Linked DNA regions of Homo sapiens: region 1 is linked to region 2. The links are chromatin contacts, found by Hi-C or POLR2A ChIA-PET in ENCODE. All regions are on one chromosome and are shown on one strand. Each heading gives the region's core, a stretch centred on a gene start or an enhancer-like site at or near the end of the contact. The rest is flanking DNA. Distances are from core to core; before and after follow the strand shown.

The links. A loop is a pair of places that touch in the nucleus more often than their neighbours do. ChIA-PET counts read pairs that join two places held with the same protein, here RNA polymerase II (POLR2A). Pooled maps may share reads with other maps.
Region 1: a pooled map shows a loop between it and region 2 (5-fold over the local background). The contact joins two enhancer-like sites. A Hi-C loop is called at or near these places in 3 of 50 pooled maps. POLR2A ChIA-PET finds 5 or more read pairs at or near these places in 2 of 52 experiments (T-cell and naive thymus-derived CD8-positive, alpha-beta T cell).

Annotation. Positions count from the first base shown.
Region 1 is chr2:113,246,629-113,253,705 of GRCh38, reverse strand. It overlaps PAX8 (paired box 8), which reads left to right. Exons shown (of 12, transcript NM_003466.4): 3 at 6,787-6,952. PAX8-AS1 (PAX8 antisense RNA 1) reads right to left here. Exons shown (of 6, transcript NR_015377.2): 2 at 2,800-2,939. Among named protein-coding and RNA genes, the nearest start is that of PAX8-AS1, 14 kb to the right of the region's middle. Within about 2 kb of position 2,450, at least 3 of the 41 ENCODE cell types and tissues checked have a DNase peak (open chromatin) inside an H3K27ac peak, as active enhancers do.
Region 2 is chr2:112,993,520-113,000,666 of GRCh38, reverse strand. It overlaps the pseudogene POLR2DP1. Among named protein-coding and RNA genes, the nearest start is that of IL36A, 8.4 kb to the left of the region's middle. RefSeq lists an enhancer at 3,691-3,850. Within about 2 kb of position 5,171, at least 2 of the 41 ENCODE cell types and tissues checked have a DNase peak (open chromatin) inside an H3K27ac peak, as active enhancers do.

The DNA.
Region 1 (7,077 bases), core at 1,201-3,700, 260 kb before region 2:
TACTCTGCAGGATAAAGCAAAGCCACCGAGGAAGTGACTCAGTGCTGAAATATAAAGGATGAGCAGGAGTTAACTAGATACGACAGGGAGACAAGAGCTCCAGGAGGAGGGAACAGCATGTGCAAGTGCCCCAAGGCTGGGGACACACTGTTACTTCCAAGGTTGTGCAGAAGACCGATGACAGTGCGGTGCAGAGAGTGTGGTGGCAGGTGGCAGGAGGTTGAGTGGAAGGGGCAGGCCCTGAGCTTGCATGACAGCTGGTATTGTTACCAACCAAGACAACACTAGAGGAGGAGCCCCCTTATCACCTAAGAGGAAATCTCCAATAGAAATTGAAAACAAAAGTTGGGGGAAGGACCTGACTGGGGTTACCTGGGATGCCCATGATGCCATCATGAGATGGGTAGTAGGTATGACAATAAGGGTGTGTAGGATCACCAAGGATGGCCTTGAAGGGGGAGAGAAACACTGAGAACTAAGAGAAGCCTGAAGGGAGAAAACATATGTCATGGAGCAAATAAGGGAACAGAACCCCATTAAAGCAAAGCAAAAAGCCTAGACTGAAGGTATAAGGAATCAGGAGATGGGATTGTCACTAAAATCTCTTCAAGAGGGAGAACATGGCACCCTCCAACCACTCACTGTCCATCCATGGCCACTCATCACCAAGCACATGCTAAGCAGGAGGCACAGAGCAGGCTGAGCACCGAATGTGAAGGGAGGAATGGGCTGCAAGTATAGCTGCTTTTTGAGAAATTTAGTTGAAAACAATAGGAAAGAAGAGTATCATGGTCAAGGGAAGAATTTTTTTTGTTTAATGTATTTTGAGGTCAGGGGGTGGAGAGGCAACATAGATTAATTTAATTCCATTTGTACGTTTAGGGGAAGGACCTGGTATAAAAGAAGAGGTAAGTAATGTTTTTAAATGGGAGGATAATTGACGGAGTAGGATTCCAGCACAGGTAGAAGGGCAAGAGATCAATGAGAAACACAAGCCGCAGCTTTGCCTAGCTGCTGTCTTTCGGCTACAGTTTCCCTTAGGAAGACAAGTGTAAGGCACAGAGGTAACCAAGGGTCATGCAGCAAGTTGGGGGTAACAGCAGATGCAGGATGCTGCTTTCCAGCATGCCAGCCTCTTTTACCCAGTCCAAGGGTCTCATGTGTCCAGGTAACCCATAACCTCATGTGTGCTGGCATGATCCAGTGTGCAGACTTTGGACACTGGGATTCCATGGCCCTGGGACACTTTCTTCAGGAGCAGTTGGAGGCACAGACCCTGGCCTTTACTCCAGAAAGGCACCAAGCCAAGAGGATTAGCTGGGAGGTGGCACATGGAGATCACAGACCTGCAAGTGAGCAGCTGGGGAAGGCAACAACACCAAGCTGAGAATGCCAGGGACTGATTCGCATGGACAAGGCCTTTCCTTTGTGGAAGGCGTATAGGCCTGGCATGATTTGAAAGGCACCCAAAGAGGCCACTGCACCTCTCACTATAGCCCTGCCAAGGCTCAGCTATCACCTTGACACTCTATGGGACTAAAGCAAAAAGCCCCAGATAGTTAAGTGGAAATTTTTGCAGAACACCACATTGAGCCATTGCCACTTTAGGACTGGGCAGAGCCGCAAAAGATAAAGCAAAAGGATAAAGAGGAAAGTACTGAAGCATGGGATTTGGGGGTCCCACCATGCAGAATCATGGGAATCCATGCAACAACCATAACCAATGTAAACCATTTTTCTATCACTTGTATATAAGAAAACACTAATTACAGTAGACAAAGACAGGGCCCCTGCCTTTGAGTAACTCATAAAGAAACTCAAATAGAGAAAGTTACTGTTCAATGCAGTCAGTGCTATGATAGGAATTTGTGCAAAGGACTATAGGAACATGGAGAAAGGATTTCCACATCTTAAGGGTTTGGATATTGGTGCATATAACAAGAATTTTGGTCAATAAGTGTCTCTGTTTTCTTTCTGCCATCCCAACTACTCAGAGCTCTATAAAGGATGAAGAAATTACCAACAAAGTCCTAAGACCTCCCTGAATGGTCACTTTTCAAAAGGATATGTTTCTGGACAGCAAGCTTCACCTAGACCTTTGCTGAGCTCCAATCCCTTTACTGTACGATAAGTCCTCTCTGACCCCAGGAAAGCTTGCATTTCCCGTCTGAGTACCTTTCACTCAGGAACCTGCTTGCATCCGGCCAGGCGGTCTTGTCTTCCTCCCCCATACCCACCCCACCTCCCCACTCACAATCCTCCAGACATACAAAGAGTCTTTGCTTATGAGGCTTCAAACCTCTTCCTGGGCCACACCTTCCCCCCTCACCCCACTTCCCGCCCAACCAGGAGGCTCCTACTCATTTTTGGCTTCCGGCCTCAAAGCCCACCCCACCTGCAGCTGCATGAAGAGGTGGTCAGCACAGTGGGCGCCAATCGTCCCCCCAACCCCAGTGCAGGAAGGAAGTCTGCACCCACCTCTGGGCATTTGGTGGTGACTCACCCAGAAGAGTCCACTCCCCCACACCGGACACAGGAAAGACAAAGGTCTTTCCATTGCAGAGACTCAGCTTAAAACTTCAAACCATAGGGGCCATCTCCATCTGCAGCCAGCAGGCTCTTTCCAAATTCTCTTTCCTGCCTGTCCTACAGCCACACTAAATGTCTTTCAATTTCTTGAAGGCACCAAGACTTTATGCATGGATTTCTTTCCCCCTGAAGAAAATTCTTCACCTAGTTACCTCCTAGATACTCTTCCTTGCAGCTTCCCTCTAACCACTTACGGGTCTCCCCAAGCACCTGGACTTATATCCTTCAAGAAAGATAACCATTAACATGGTGATTCCTAATGTGTCTTATCATATCCCCCAAAAGGTTCGAAGTTCCTTGAAGGCCAGGATTCTTGTCTTGTTCAAGGTTGTATTCCCAGTGCTTTGTACCTGAGTCATGATAGGCACTTGGTCAATGTCTTGAGTTGAAAAGAAATGAAAACCATAATATACAAACAATCATTATTATTGTCAGAAGAATGTTGGAGGAGTATGAAGAGTTATTCTCTTACGCTTAATTTACCAGCCATCACCTGGCCTAAACCAGTGGTTTTCAAAGTGTGACCCTGGCCTAGCAGCATTAGCACCATGTGGAAACTTCTTAGAAACATAAATTCTTAGTTCAATCCCAGACCTACTGATTCAGAAACTTAGGGCATTGTGCTCAGTACTCTGTATTTTAATAACCCTCACTGCCAAGTGATTCTGATGCACACTGAAGTTTGAGAAAACACTCCCTAGTCCTAGTCCTACTCCCAAGATTGGGTCATAACATTCAACCATGGGAATATTACAAATTAGAAAAACGTTACATTTATAGCAAGATTTGTTTATCTAAATAAACACTTCTCCATCCTGGTCCCCCTATCTTCTTTTTTTTTTTTTTTTTTGAGATGGAGTCTTGCTCTGTCACCCAGGCTGGAGTGCAGTGGTGTGATCTTGGCTCACTGCAAGCTCTGCCTTGCGGGTTCATGCCATTCTCCTGCCTCAGCCTCCTGAGTAGCTGGGACTACAGGCGTCTGCCACCATGCCCGGCTAATTTTTGGTATTTTTAGTAGAGACGGGGTTTCACCATGTTAGCCAGGATGGTCTGGATCTCCTGACCTCGTGATCCACCCACCTCGGCCTCCCAAAGTGCTGGGATTACAGGCGTGAGCCACCACACCCAGCCCCCCTATCTTCTTATAGGGGTTTAAGTCAGCAGCAGGCATAAGTTTTGTTAAGCTCCATTCGATAGATAAAAACACTAAGGTTGAAAAAAAAACCCACTTTCTCAAATGATAAGACTAAAACAGGCAGTGTCAAAGAAGGGATCAGGCCCAAGACTCTTTCCACAGTAACACAAAGTCATTCAGAAGACAGTCAAATAAAATAAGCACCAGAGAATTCACCGTTTAGGGGCCAGAAATGTGAATGCATCTTTCCCAGCACTACAATGCTTGCTGATAACGGTAAATAACCTCTCAGGTGGCTTCCTGAGGGTTTGGGTTTCTAAGGATGCGAGTCAGTCCTTCATAATAATTAAGAGCAATGTCCCACACAACTTACAGCGTCGTTTTCTTTTTTTAAAAAAAAGGCACAATACCCAATTCATGCCACCCCAGAATGGCATTTTTTTTAAACCTGCTTCACATTTGTAGAGGTGAAGAACCTCCACCTCTAAGAAACCTTGCTTTCAGATATAGAGGTCCCAGCCTAAACACCTAGGTTTGGGTGGATACGGCCCGGAAACTTCTGGAAAATGAGGACAAAGCTGGACTGCTGAAGGTCTTGTCTGTGTTTGGGTGGCTGTCTGGCGCCCCCTTGTGTTCAGTGCCTGGACCCAAAAGAGCCGGAAGGCAACAATGATGCAGTGAGGGCAAATGGCTACAGCAATTCACAAATGGCACTCTGGCCAGTGAGGACCAGAGGAATGGGCTTAGGACTGGGCAAAGGCCCCTCTGCCCACCATCTGGGCTCTCCTGAAGGCCCTCCAAGCACTCTTCCAGCCCTAGTGGAGAAGCAGTCACTAGGAAGACTTGCCTGGACAGGCATAGGTGGAAGCTGTGCCCAAGCTCACCCGTTGTGTCCACCAGGAAGATGGGTCATTGCATCCTTCTTGCTGGGTGTTTGGCCAGAGGGCTTTTCCTCCTGACTTACTGCCCAGGGCAGAGGCTTAGAGCACCCCCACCTCCCTTTTTTTTCTTTTTTTTGACGGAATTTCGCTCTTGTTGCCCAGGCTGGAGTGCAATGATGCGATCTGGGATCATCACAACCTCCACCTCCCAGGTTCAAGCAATTCTCCTGCCTCAGCCTCCCGAGTAGCTGGGATTACAGGCATGTGCCACCATGCCCAGCTAGTTTTTTTTTTTTGTACTTTTAGTAGAGATGGGGTTTCACCATGTTGGTCAGGCTGGTCTCGAACTCCTGACCTCAGGTGATCCGCCCGCCTCAGCCTCCCAAAGTGCTGGGATTACAGATGTCAGCCACTGCACCTGGCCCCCACCCCCTTTATTAAAGGGAAATTGAGTGTTCTGCTGAAGACAGCTTGGGCCCCTGAGGAGACATTGCAAGGCAGTTCTGAATGTGCTAAGTCAGTGGGTGATAATGGGCACTGTGTGCCCAGCAAAGGCACTTCCCACCCTCGGCCATAAACAGTCTTTAACTGGTTCACACAGAAGGCTGGGGTTGGCTCTTCCTTCTCACCTGCCTGCTCCCTGACTCCCACACTGCAGGGCTCTACCTTCCCAGTCATATCACCAAATCCTGCCCTTGGTGTGAAAAAGACCATGGCATGTTCAGCACAAAACAGCAGAGCCAATGACAAGCATCCAGGCATAGCTCTAGCCCCAGAACAGGGCTCCCCTCAAGGAGCAGCCCTGATCTGAGCCTTAAATTCTGGATGGATCTCAGCTCCTCCTCATATAAGCTGAGTTAGACAAGTCATATAAATCAGAGCACTAAAACTCTCTGAGCCCCAGTCTCCTCATGAGAAAAATGGAAATCTCGGCCCTGAAATTAGCCCAGTATGGCTCTAGGTACTATAGAGTTGAATATGTTGGAAAATCTAACAGACAAGTATCCTCTTGCCTCTGAGTCTTTGCACATTCTGTTCCCACTGCCTGGAACAGTTTTCTCCCCTCTCTCCCTCACTTGGCTAGTACCTGTTTATCTTCAGTCTCAGCTTAGACCTCCTCAGGAACCCTTCTGTGTTTCCTTGAGCCAAGTCAAGTTCCCCTCCAGTGGTTCCCATAACTCTCTGCATGTCACCAGTCCCAAAAGTGGTCACAAAATATGTTAACTGGCTGTTTGCTGGTCTAGGACCTCACTGTAATAAACCCCATGAGGGAAGAATAGGGATCATGTCTGCCTTATTCACCTTGGCATCATCAGGGACCTGTGCAGTGCGTGGCACATAGTTAGCACTCAATACAAATGGATTTGACTGGATAGATGGGCTCAGAATGAAACACAGGCTGGGGCCAGAGAGCAGAGGCCAAGTCAGGAAAGCAGCTAAGGGAACGTGTACACACATCCATGACGTGGATAGATTCCCACAGTGGCCTGTAGCCCCTGTGTCAGTCCTGGAACCCAGTGCTATCTATGCCTGTGAGGACCCTGCACCAGGTCCCTGCTGCTCTGGCCTATTAGAGAAAGAAGGAACCTTGGGGGTCATTCAGGCCAGAAGTCCACAGACAGAGCTCAGGCCTTCTCTGCCCAAGCTCTACCAGAGAGTTTCTGCTTTTATTCTTTTGTATTTTTTTTTCTCAATGAGGTAGTGTTTTAAAATCTGGTTCCATGAGGAGAAGGAGAAAGGTGAAAATCACCTGTGCCGTCATTTTACAAAAGGAAAAGAGACTCTCAGAAGAGAAGGGGTTTTCCCCAAGGTCAAACGGCTCAGTATTGGTATGGGAAGACCCCACATCCTCAATTCCTTACACACTTTTCAGAGGGAGGGAAGAAAATAGGGGATTGTGATTTGGAGTGAAGGGCTGAGTCTGCCTGAAGAGTCCCCAAGCCCAAGGTGCTCCTGTGACACCATCCCATCGTGGGGGATGAGCATCACATACCATTTGTGCCAGCATCTTGGGAGTGAGAACTGGGGAAGGGGTGCAGAGGGGCCCACAGGGCCTGGCCGTGGGATTTCATGGTCACAGTCAAACACACACACACACACCAGCACCTGTACTCATAGCTAATCCCCACCCAAACTCCTACCTGACCCTGACAGCTGTCCCTGGGAATATTGTCTCCTTAGGCCATGGAGGGCTGAACCAGCTGGGAGGGGCCTTTGTGAATGGCAGACCTCTGCCGGAAGTGGTCCGCCAGCGCATCGTAGACCTGGCCCACCAGGGTGTAAGGCCCTGCGACATCTCTCGCCAGCTCCGCGTCAGCCATGGCTGCGTCAGCAAGATCCTTGGCAGGTAAGCACGAAATTCACCGCAGGCCGCCTTCCCCGCAGGGCTTGACTTCTCCAGCTGATCTCAGGGCAGCTAGAGAATTCCCCTCCCAGGGAACGGGGATTTGCTCCCAATGTCCAGCTTTGGTC
Region 2 (7,147 bases), core at 3,922-6,421:
CAGATAATAAAAACTCATTACCTTCGAGGGGTGCAAAAGACTGACAACTGACTTCTCAATTACAACAATGAAAGCCAAAAGACAATAGAATGATATCTCAAAATGCAGAAAGGAAACCTTCCAATGGAATTTCATACTCTGCAAAATTTCTTAAGTTTTTCAGATTAAGGGAAAATCAAGAACTTTCTGAGACAGAAACTTGTGGTGGCAGGTTAAGTATATCAGTCCCCTCCCTCTTGGAAGTAAAGCAGTTTGTCCTCACAGGGATGACTACATAGTCTGGGTGTGGGTTTGCTCTCCTACATTCAGAACCTCAGCTATAACCACTATCCAGGGGCCTATGGAATCCCATGCAATACAACATCCAACCAGTGAGTCCAAAACAACATAGCAGCTAACCAAAACACTGGCCCTATAGTGAAGGAAGAGCTGAAACAGGTCCATGATCATTAAGTTCACTTAATGGTATACTAGTACATTTTTAATAACTGGCTCTCCAGAAAAAAAAGAAAAGCCCTGATTTGTAGTATTTGTCAATTTTCTTGATGTAAATACTACTATAATGGGCAATTTCAAGTTGCCAACCGACACAGAAAATCCTGAAAATGTAGTAATTGACCCTGCAAAGTCAGTATAAGCCTGCTCCACTACTTCCCTGGACTCATTGGTCAACCCAAAAGTAGCAACCTGTTGGAGCATTGAATGGCCTCCTGGAGGTATACCTGGAACACCATGTAAGTGGTAATACTTTGGAAGGATGGGCTGCCATCCAGCAGTATATGTAAGAGGAGGTATAGCTGCTTTTACATATGAAGATAGGGAGGTATATGTGTGTAATATTTGTGGAACCCAAGTGATCCATTTGGACACCTCTTGGTATTCCCTTGAATAACTAAATGTGAATAGACATGCAGTAACCCCAGCTCAAGAAGTACATGACTGCCAGAGTGAGGGATTTGATCACATCCCCAGGAAAGCCACTAAGACCTGCCAAGCTATTAGTTGAGGGTAAAGGAAATTTAGAATAGACAGCGGAGAAAAAAGATGATGAGAACAAACTGTTGGCCCAACTATAGAAATGGGTGCTGTAGTCCATTCACTAACATTCCTCTGCTAAGTTTCCCTTCAGGTAGACACCCATGGGAGGCATGGATGATCTGCTCCCAAACATACGTAGAGGATGGGGTCCATGCAGCACAAGAGTGGATTGTGAGCATGGAGGTGTGACTCTCAGACTTCCCTTTAAAAGAACCTGTTACAAGGAGAACAGTTGGAAGACAACCTCAGCTGCTGCAATTTTGGATTCATGGCAGTGCTCCTGCCAAGAACACTCTTTTCTTGGGCTGCTCCCAGCCAGTGATGGCAGTCTTTCCTACTGATGTGGAATGCCTCTGCAGCCAAGTTTTGCTCTAGGGCTCCCCAATGTGCCAGGTTGAGACTTTCTCAGAGCTTCACAGGTGCACTGCAGTCTGACGCTCTTCCTACCCACTCCTCCTTCCTTCTCTCTCTCTCTCTCTCTTTTTTTTTTTTTTTTTTGACAGAGTCTCAAGATGCTCTGTTGCCCAGGCTGGAGTGCAGTAGCATGATCTCGGCTCACTGCAGCCTCTTCCACCTGGGTTCCAGTGATTCTCCTTCCTCAGACTCCCAAGTAGCTGGGACTATAGGCACGTGCCACCATGGCTGGCTAATTTTTGTATTTTTAGTAGAGGTGGGGTTTCACTGTGTTGGCCAGGCTGGTCTCGAACTCCTGACCTCAAGTGATCTGCCTGCCTTGGCCTCCCAAAGTGCTGAGATTATAGGTGTGAGCCACCGCACCTGGCCTTTCCTTCTCTCTTTTCTATCATTGGTGTCAGTCCTGCCTCACAGTCTGAATGCTCTCCCTACCTACTCCTGATCCCTCTTTTTTGGCCTTCAGGCATGTCTCCCATTAAATCTCTTAACATCTTCTCATCAAAGCACCCAAACTGACATGACATATCACCATGAATCCCAAGAATGTGAATAAGCAAGATGTAAAAGAATACATACAGTATTATTTCATTTATATAAAGTTTAAAGCATAAACAATATCTATTTTAGGGGCATATACATAGATGGTAAAACTATAACAAAATTTAAGAGAATAGTTACCATCAAATTTAGGATGACAATTACATCTGTGGGGAGGAAGAGAAGAGGATAGAATAGAGGATGGGCATACAGTTCTTCCAAAGTTCCTAGTTCTGTTTATTCATCTGGGTGAGTTTATATAGGTCTCTTTTGTTTAGACCTTAGATATATTTGTTACAAATATTCCTTCTTACCTACTCAGTATTTCTTTTACACCATAGAAAGAAAATGGATTATAAAGCAACTTCCTGGATTTCCTGGAGATGATCAGGACAATACAACAATAAGTATTCTTGTTTATTGTCTTTTAACTGTTTTTGATATTTACCTCCATATTTATTTGAGTTTATTTCTATTCTTTATTGAGTGTTTAATCTCATTACTTCATTAAATTCTTAGAGAACCTTTTTTAAAAGCCATATGTAAATCTAAATAAAACAAAATAAGCTAAAATAATAAATATTTAAAAGGCAGAAATAAATCAGACATCAGTAATAAAGATGAAAAAATAAAGCCAGTTATATGAGAAAGCCAGAAAGTCTTTTATCTAAATCTTACAGAAGGAAAAAGTAAAATAAAATCCTTTATGACCATTTTAAGTGTAAAAATACTATATTAAAATTTAAAGACATGGACCCACGAAGAACGAAAACACATAGTCCCTCTCCATAGACTTGGATTCCAATCCAAGGCAATGTCAGAGCAAGGTCCCACAGGCAGAATGATGGTTCATCCTTCCAGTGCAGAAAAGGAGGGTTGCTTTCTCAGTCTATGGCCTCCAACCCATTGGTAAAATTGACAATCACAATTTGCTTAAAACAGAAAGAGTATTAATAACAAAAGTAAACTATCTTAAATTCAAATATCAAGGGGTAGACCACTTACTTGAAAATAGTTCACTCAAAGACCATGAACACAGCCTGAGTTTTCCATATAGTCCAACAATGAATTTTTTCATCATTCCTCTTGGCTCTGCTATTTTCATCTCCAGAAACAAAAGCTTCACATAAACATAGTCTGTTTTCTCAGGCTTCAAAGTCTTGTTACAAAACAGAATAGTCATTATTTCCTGCTGCTCAGAGAAAACCAGTTTTTACTCTTTTAATTGTTTTTGATATTTACCTCCATTTTTCAAAGTACTATGAGTGTGGTGCTATTTCTCGATTTTTCTGTTTGAGCCATTATGTGTTAACATCCTTCCATGGAAAATAGTTTTAATTGTCATACACAACTCATCTAACTCCCTACTACATAAACACACACACACACACACACACACACACACACACTCATTCATCCATGCATCCTTCCAAAATATTTACATCATGATTTTGGATAGCATATACACTATTATTGCAATATAAACATTACTGACAATTAAGCTATATAGTAAATTATGATTACATTTTGTCTCCTGAATAACTTAATTTTTTCTCTAGAATTAAGAACTGCTGGTGGGGGCCAAGATGACCAATGAGAAGCAGCTGCAGTGTGTGGCACTCATGGAAAATAACAAAAAGGGGTGAGTAAATACAGCACCTTCAACTGATATATCCAGGTACTCGCATTGGGACTGATCAGGGAAACAACTCGACCCACAGAGAACAAAGGAAAGCAGGGCGAGGTGACAGTCCTCCTGTTAGCGACAGAGAGCCAAGGGACTCCCCAGCACCCCGCCAAGGGAAGCAGGAAACCACACTTCTCCCATGAATCTTTGCAACCCTCAGATCAGGAGGTGGAGTGAGCGCACATTACCAGGACCTGGGGTCTGACACAGAGCTGCTTGAAGTCTCTGAACAGCAGCTGCTCAGGCATGCACAGAGGCCCAGGAACTTTACATACTCCTCAGGCCAGGTGCAGTGGCTCACACCTGTAATCTCAGCAGTTTGGGAGGATAAGACAGGAGGATCACTTGAGGCCAGGAGTTTAAGACCAGTCTGGGCAACATAGTGAGACACACCCTCTATTTAAAATAAAATAAAATAAAATTTTTTTTAATTAGCCAAGAGTGGTGGTGCACAACTGCGGCCCCAGCCATTTGGGAGGCTGAGGCAGGAGGATTTTTTGATCCCAGAAGGTTGCAGTGAGCCATGATTGCACCATTGCACTCCTCCAGCCTGGGCAATAGAGTTAAGACCCTATCTCCAAAAAAAAAAAAAAAAGTCTCAAACAATAACAGTGGTTTAATTCTTCCTTTGGCATCTAGATAAAACTGGTCTTTCTCTATAAAGTCTACTATGTTCTGGTCTAGTTTCAAAACGTATAAACACACTGAAATTAAAACATGAAGTATTAAGAATACAAGATAACGTGGGGGCCAAAAGTCATGAATGAGGGAGTCAACAGTGTGGCTAATATGACACCCCCTCCCACCCGAGCCACCTCACACTTCCCAGGGCACACTCAGGAAGCCACTGGCAGCCACTGCACAAGGCTGCTCCAAGATTACATGTCACCTGGACCTACGAATTATTTGAAACAGCAACCTAACCCAACAGCAAGTTGGGCTGTTTTCTCCAAAGGAATTCCCAACTGTCTTCTACAATGAAATGTCTATGCAAATCAGCCCCAGACCCTGTGGGGCCATAGTTTCTCCAAGCAGCAGTGATGTTTAGGGATTAATACTGAAAGCTGTGCTTTGTCTGGATATCATCAAGAACCTGCTGCAGCTCCTCATCTTCAAACCACCCCTCCAAGTTTGGGATTAGAGCCTTGGACTCCTCAGCAGTCTCTGGGCAAAGGTTGGCCAAACAGACCAACTCAAATTTATGAAGGTTTTTCTAGAGCTACGAACACTGGCAATGGTCTCTCTGTTTTCGAAACCACTGAAACGGCCTGTGTAGTTTCATTGTTTTCATGAAGACTTCTGAGAGTTCCTGTTCATCCTCTGCACTCTCGTTCTATTGCTTTCGATGTTCCAGAAGCATATGAACTTCTGAATTTAGAAGGGTCTCCGCTGTTTCAAACTCTTTAGGAAAAAGGAGCTGTGAAGTGTCCTCCTCTACATCGTCAGCCCGTGGATCGCTGCCGCCTGCTGCCATTGCCGTGCCGCGTGCCACCACCCACATCCTTGATTTCTTTTTATTGCTAAGTAGCATTGAATACACCACAACTTGTTTATCTATTCACTGCTTGATGGAAATTTCGGTTCTTTCCAATTTGGGGATATGAAAAATTTTATTTGAGGATGTGAACTTTTTATACAAGTCATTTTCCTTCAATTTGCTTTTAAATCACTCAAGAGAGAACAACTTTACAAAAGTAAATGTCAAAAAAAGCAGGAGGTATGTATTGTTACATATCTCTTTATTTCTATAGAAGCATATAGATCATTCCAAGCATGATTAATTTGTGTCTTTTTACACACAAAACTCCACTGGATGGTCCAGAAGAGTATTTCCCATGTTTACTTAGAAATTAGCACTCCCTAGGGTCTTTGGTAAAATATTAATTCTTAGGTCCCACCATAAACTTAGTAAGTTGCAATTTCTGGAGGAGGGGATTTTAATCTACTAGGCATGGAGCGAGCACAAGTGCCCTAGGTTTTCAGTGAATATCCAGATGATTCTAATGTAGTTTCAAGTTTGGGAAATACAGGTGTGCTGAACATTACTGTACTTGTGCCACTACGTAATGACATTTGCACAGGTGCTCCACCTTGGGTGACTCTACCCTGGGTAGGTCATTTGCTGACACCCTGCTAGATAGGGACAGCCCTAATGATGACATGTCTCAGACTTTGCTCTGCCATCTTGCTCAAGGTAATTGTTGCTGATTTCTCACAGCAACAGTCTAAGAAACAAAACAATATTTTATTGACATGTATTATTAATTATGACCATTGTTTTCAGCACTCTGTGGGCAGCATCTTCAGTCCCCATGCCCAGTTGTTAATGAATTATGAGACAAAGTCTTCCTGTCCAGATTCAGGAAACAGCCATTACCCTTCAGCAGTCCTGAGGTGAGAGGATATCAGCCCCAAAGCGACTTGACAGAGAAACAACCCGCTCACCTGTTTTATCTACAATTGTGAATCTCTGGTGGCATGGTTATAAGACTACTAATTCCGCCCCCGCCCCCAGAATCCCCCTTCTCCTAGTGCATCAGACCTTCTATAACACCAATTGCTAAAGGTCCAAAGAAAACAAATTATTCAATGAGTATTAGCCTAGAGCTTGTGCTTCTCAAATGCAGAAGTATTTGCTATAGCAATGTGTAAAAACTAGGTGTGGACCAGACTATTCACCTGAAAATGAAGATATTGCTCCTTGCAGGGATCCTCCATGATTTTGTAAACCATGGCATAATACACTATTTCTCACATGTGCTGGGTAAGGCAGGGAGCCCAGATCTGTGTTTTCTGGGTTCCACATGCTTTCTATGAGATTATTATAAATTGGTGTTTTCATTTTGGTTATACTCTGTCATCATAGCCTCTTCTGTATCACCAGAATGAACACCTTACCCTTGAGTCCAGCCACATGATGTCAGGACTCATATTTGAGCTTTTGTTTGAGCTCACATTTGTGCCAAGTGAAAGTCCAAGGTATCAGTGACTGAACAAACAAAGTTTTTCACAGTAGAGAAAAGAGGTGGGAATACCAAATCATCACACAGCCTGTAGCAGGATGGAGATGCTGTAACACTTACAACCATAATCATGTCACAAGCTAATGTGTCATCAGCTTTTAATTAATAATATAAATTGGCAGATGTAACAACCTGCCACTATTTATTAGCATAGCATGGATATATGAGTGAATATCCAATGACTAATTCTTCTATTGGATATTCCAGAATTAATTAACTTTAACACTTATTTTAGTGTTGATTTTTATAAAACTGCAATGCCAACATTATATTCAATTGAGGAAGAAAACTTTAGAGGAGAGTGGCAGAGGAAGGAGGAAAGTAGGACTTTGCATTAATCATCCCACACAGAAACATCAATTTGATCAACTATTCATGCACAAAAAAAATCACAAGAGCAAAGGAAACCAGGTGAGAGATCACAGTACTTGATTTTAGCATCATAATA